Linked DNA regions of Homo sapiens: region 1 is linked to region 2. Evidence: chromatin loops called from intact Hi-C (ENCODE). Cell type or tissue: OCI-LY7. All regions are shown on one strand. Each heading gives the region's core, and the rest is flanking DNA. Links, peaks and the distances in the headings are about the cores only.

Evidence for each region. Peaks named below come from ENCODE experiments on the same cell type or tissue, not always from the same donor. Only the 100,000 strongest peaks of a DNase experiment are listed, where the experiment ranks them.
Region 1: it touches region 2 in a loop (3-fold over the local background); 2 of 110 quality-filtered maps call a loop at or near these places.

The regions. Positions count from the first base shown.
Region 1 is chr1:45,853,344-45,856,260 of GRCh38, forward strand. All of the region lies in intron 3 of MAST2 (microtubule associated serine/threonine kinase 2), which reads left to right. Among named protein-coding and RNA genes, the nearest start is that of MAST2, 51 kb to the left of the region's middle. In OCI-LY7, for the core only: no CTCF peak of the experiment used is centred there; no DNase peak of the experiment used is centred there.
Region 2 is chr1:45,511,000-45,513,916 of GRCh38, forward strand. MMACHC (metabolism of cobalamin associated C) reads left to right here. Exons shown (of 4, transcript NM_015506.3): 4 at 1-2,383. It overlaps PRDX1 (peroxiredoxin 1), which reads right to left. Exons shown (of 6, transcript NM_181697.3): 6 at 52-415. The coding sequence ends at 330. Among named protein-coding and RNA genes, the nearest start is that of PRDX1, 9.4 kb to the right of the region's middle. In OCI-LY7, for the core only: CTCF peaks have their summits at 1,755 (motif pointing right) and 1,954; a DNase peak (open chromatin) is centred at 1,772.

The DNA.
Region 1 (2,917 bases), core at 165-2,664, 340 kb after region 2:
TTAATTTTTTAAAAATAATTATTGTTTTTTTTTGAGTCAGAGTCTCTGTCACCTAGGCCATAGTGCAGTGGCTCGATCTCGGCTCACGGCAACCTCTACCTCCTGGGTTCAAGTGATTCTCCTGCCCAGCCTCCTGAGTAGTTGGGATTACAGGTGTGTACCATCACGCCTGTGTAATTTTTGTATTTTTAGTAGAGACAGGTTTTTACCATGTTGACCAGGCTGGTGTTGAACTCCTGACCTCAAGTGATCCACCCACCCCGGCCTCCCAAAGTGGTGGGATTACAGGCGTGAGCCACTGTGCCCATCCTAAAATTGTTTTTCTGTTTCTTAAAAGAAAAATTTTTTATACTACCTTTATGTGTACAATCTCTTTTTTTTTTCAATCAGCTTTCTTAGGTTGAAAAATGTCTTTAATTTTGATGAAGTTCTGATTGTGTTCTTGGTGTCATGTCTAAGAACTTTTCACCTATTCCTAGGTTCTGAAGATTTTCTCCTCTGTGTTCTTTTAAAAATTTACAGTTTTATTTTTTACATTTAACTCATGATCAATTTTGAAGTAATTTTTGTGTATAGTGTGAGTTGTAGGTTAAGCTTATTTTTTTATTCAGCTCATGGATGTCCAGTTGTTCTAGTATAAGTTATTGAAAAGTGTGTCCTTTCTGCATTGAATTGCTTTTCCACTTTTGCCAAAAATCAGTTGGACATATTCAGGCCGGGCACAGTGGCTCATGCCTGTAATCTCAGCACTTTGGGAGGCTAAGGTGGGCAGATCACCTGAGGTCAGGAGTTCGAGACCAGCCTGGCCAACATGGCAAAACCCTATCTACTAAAAATATAACAATTAGCCAGGAGTGATGGTTCATGCCTGTAATCTCATCTACTCGGGAGGCTGAGGCAGGAGAATCACTTGAACCCGGGAGGCAGAGGTTGCAGTGAGCTGAGATCGTACCACTGTACTGCAGCCTGGGTGACAGAGTGACCCTCTGTCTCAAAAAAAAAAAAAAAAAATTGGACATATTTGTGTGGTTTATTTCTGGGTTCTCTTTTCTGTTCAGTTCACTTATGGGACTCTCCTTCTGCCATTACCACAATGTTTTGATTACTGCTGCTATATAGTAAGTCTTAACATTGGGTAGAGTGATTCCTTACACTTACTGTTCTATTTCAAAATGGTTTTAGTGATTTTTTTTCTTTCTACATAAATTTTAGAATAAGCTTTTTTATATCTACAAAAAGTCTTGCTGGGATTTTGATAGGAATTACATTAAACCTATAAAGAAATATGAGATAAAGGAAAAACTAAACTTTTACCTACTCTCAAACTCACCACAACACAGGACCCTTCTGACACCACATTTATGGGTTTTTTTTCCCTGTACACCAAACAGCAGACAGAAGCTGGGTGCCTTATAATTTAACTCAACTCCTATACTGCATGCCTGGAATAAGCATCAGATCCCATAGGCTAAGGCCCTGTCCCATAAGATTGCCCCTACTTTAGATCCAGTTTCAGTCCTAGCTGGTTTTACCTGTTCTTTTGACTGACCAGCTATAAATTGGATACAGATGAACCACCAGGTGGAGAAGCACATAGGATGAGGCAGGTGGGAAGGAGTGTGGAGCTTCACCCGCTCTGGGCTCACTATCCTCCAGGTACCTGCATGTGGTCAGGATCCTGGAAGCTCTCTGAACCCTGTACTTCACTGATTTTCATGGCAGCTTTATCACATAGGCATGATCCCCTTCCCAGAGGATTGGAGGGTGAGGTGGAAAGTTCCAATTTTCTAATCATGGCTTGGTCTTTCTGGTGCACAGCCTCCATACAGGAGCCCAGTTAACATTCCCTTTGTTAGAACAGAAGGCATGTCTATCACCCAATAAATTCTAATGGATTGGGAGCTCTGTGTCAAGAACTAGGATGAAGACCAAAAAATATATATTTTTATTATAAATCACGATATCACAATAAGTTTTGAGGAGAAATGGCTTTTTTTTTCTATTTGATTCTTCTGACCCATGAAAATAGTGTGTCTCTGCATTTATGTAGATTTTTAATTCTTTTCATCAGCATGTTGTAATTTTTAGCATACATATCTTGTATGTGTTTTGCTGCATTTCTGTCTCTAAGTATTTTATCTTTTTGTATTTTCATGCTGCTTGCCAGGAACAGTCTCAGTCCCTCAGCGCTGGTAATTTATTTCAAGTGGGGTTGAAATTTAAGAGGTCAGATAGAAAAAAGAAATGAGATGAAACTTTTTTTTTTGCAACTTTAAATGATGTTGTATTTTAAATTTTAGTTTTTACATGTTTGTTGCTACTAGTATATAGAAATATGGTTGGTTTTCGTGTGCCGATCTTGTATCCGGTGAGTTTGCTGAACTCATTTAGGAGTTTTTCTTGTAGATTGAGCATTTCTACATAGGCAATCATGTCATTTTCAAATAGGACAGTTTTATTTTTTCCAATCTATATATTCCTTTTCTATCATTTTCTTTCTTTATTGCTCTGGCTAGGATTTAATTAAACACTGAATTTTTATTCTGGTAGTGCTGACTTCAGGAGCCTAATTTGGGACTAGCAAATGCTAGTTTTACTCACCTTATCATTACAGTTTCAGATCTTCGGCTTCTCTTGGGCTTCAGAAGTTTAACTTGGATTGATCTTGAATATTGATCTTGAATATGCTGAAGGCAGGAAAAGCTCTGTCCTGAGTGTATACACAGTGCAATATAATTTTTATTTATTTGCCTCCCTTGAGTGTGAGCTTCTTGAAGAAGACAGTTCTGAAGATACAGGGCTTGGTACACAGCAAACTTGTAATTAATGTTTGAGGTCAGGCATGGGTGGCTCACATCCGTAATCCAATGCTTTGGGAGGCTGAGGTGGGGGGATTGCTTGAGGCCAGGAGTTCAAG
Region 2 (2,917 bases), core at 231-2,730:
CTTAAAATCAAAAGCTAATAATATGCTTCCTAAAATAAAGACTCATCAAGGTCTCAGTTCAAGTTTAATACAAACTACAAAAGATTAATGGGTTGCTCTACTAATACATCATACAAACCAGTAGCCTGCCCACAACGCCAACTCAGGCCATTCCTACCAAAGGAAGAAAGGCTGGTCTCTCCACCCCCTGTAGGAAAGGCCTGCCTTGTAAGACACCACAATTCGGCTGAATCTGAAGTCTTGTGTTTTACTAATGGAAAAAAAAAATACAGAAGAGGTTTTGTTCTCATGGCTGCCCACCGCAGCCTGGCACTAAAACAGCCCAGCGCTCACTTCTGCTTGGAGAAATATTCTTTGCTCTTTTGGACATCAGGCTTGATGGTATCACTGCCAGGTTTCCAGCCAGCTGGGCACACTGCAAGAGAAAGGCACCACTAATTAATAACCTTCTCAATGGTATGCACCACCATTCTCCTATGGACAAAACCAGTTCTGCACCTGAACACTCAGATACCAGGAAACCTACCCCTGCAATCAGTCTTAGATCATTCACCCTTTTAGTATGAGCTAACCATTTTACAAACATATAATCATCACCACAGCCTTAAGATACTATCATGCCTAATTTATTCATGTAGCACTTGAAATTTAAATTTTCCACAAAAAAAGGCAAAGTTTAAATAATTTGCCAACACTCTCTAATCCTTAAGGGGAAAAAAAAGCTAAATAAACGACACACATAGGACTATGTAAACCCTTAACACTAAACTGTTTCTGACAGCCCTTCAGAGCTCTGAAGACAGCAAACTCAGTCTGCCTTCTCAGCATTCTTCTAACTCTACCAAACTGGATAGCCTGAACCTTATAAAGGATCAAGAACTTAACAGAAGCCCCCGCTTGTTTCATTAAGTAACTGCCATCTACCCCTTGGTAAGCAAAAGGCAGAGTTTGAAATTTTTCATAGATTTATACAGAAAGCACAGCCTTCAACCTTTTCCTGACAATGCCTAAGAATGTGCCTCAGGCTAGCCTGAAGAAAATGAGGCAAGGGGACTAATCTCTTATTTTTCTTTTTTTTTTTTTTTTTTTTTTTTTTTGAGATGGAGTCTCCCTCTGTTGCCCAGGCTGGAGTACGGTGGCGCAATCTCCACCTCCGTCTCACTGCAACCTCGGTCTCCCGGGTTCAAGCGATTCTCCTGCATCAGCCTCCCAAATAGCTAGGATTACAGGCGCCCACCACCACACCTGGCTAATTTTTGAGACAGTCTCACATTGTCGCCCAGGCTGGAGTGCAGTGGCGCGATCTCAGCTCACTGCAAGCTCCACCTCCGGGGTTCATGCCATTCTCCTGCCTCAGCCTCCCGAGTAGCTGGGACTATACAAAAATAGTGGGGCGTGGTGGTGGACCCCTGTAGTCCTAGCTACTCAGGAGGCTGAGGCAAGAGAATCACTTGAACCCAGGAGGTGGAGGCTGCAGTGAGCTGAGATCACACCACTGCACTCCAGTCTGGGCGACAAAACAAGACTCTGTCTCAAAAAAAAAAAGTGTTTGGCATTCATTGGCTCTTAAATGGTACCTATTTAAGAGGCTGTACATGTTCCAGTGGGATGGGAAGCAGCAGAGACCAACAGAGTCTGAAGAAGCAAGCTTCTGAGTTATGAAAGCCTGGGTTCAGGAGACTAACCTATATGTAGGTTCCTAGGAAAGTCCAGTTAAAGGGCCTACTTTGCCACTGCTGCCTCCTTCTTAATGCTGAACCTCATCTCCCACAAGGGGGCAGTCTCAGCAGGTGTCAGCTGAGCCATGTGTCATCTGTCCAGGCTAACTGCCCACACATCCTTCTGCAAAGGGTACCTCTTGGTTATCAGTGCTCACTGATCCCTATATAATCAGACTCTAATCCCTGTAAAAAGATTACTTGGTGCTAGCCAAGCTAGCACCTTTGGGTCTTCCCAAACATACACCACTAATCCAGACTCTAATAACTTCATTTCCTTTAAATTACAAGATCAGAGCTGAAATAGGCCTTAGAAAGCTAGTCTGGGCTGGGCGCAATGGCTCAGGGGAGGCGGAGGTTGCAGTGAGCCAAGACTGCGCCACTGCACTCCAGCCTGGGCAACAGAGCAAGACTCCATCTTGCAAAAAATAAATAAATAAATAAAAATATGAACTATATGGATTAACCTCTTCTCTCAATAAAGTTATTTAAAAAATGGCATGCTTTATCTCTAGAGGTGATTCCCAACCATTTTGTTTTGCCCTAATACATCTGTGAGATCATCCTACATTCAGTAAGTTAGATCTTTGGGAGTGACTGATTCTAAATGAGCAGGACAGAAGAGAGGAGTATGTATACTTTGAATAAAAAGCCTTTATATTCTCCTTCCCAAGCTTTTCCATTACCCTCACCCTCACAACACACTGTAATCCAGGGGCTTCAATTTATGAAGAGAGATACCCATTTTCTTATTTGGTAGCTTCTGTTCCTACTATCTTTCCCATTCTACCACTGTGGGGAAAAGAGAGATCAGATTGTTACTGTCTCTGTGTAGAAAGAAGTAGACAGAGGAGACTCCATTTTGTTCTGTACTAAGAAAAATTCTTCTGCCTTGAGATGCTGTTAATCTGTAACCTTATCCCCAACCCTGTGCTCCCTGAAACATGTGCTGTGTCAACTCAGGGTTAAATGGATTAAGGGCTGTGCAAGATATGCTTTGTTAAAACAAATGCTTGAAGGCAGCATGCTCGTTTTAAGAGTCATCACCACTCCCTAATCTCAAGTATCCGGGGACACAAACACTGCGGAAGGCCACAGGGACCTCTGCCTAGGAAACCCAGGTATTGTCCAAGGTTTCTCCCCATGTGATAGTCTGAAATATGGCCTCGTGGGAAGGGAAAGACCTGACCGGGGTCCCC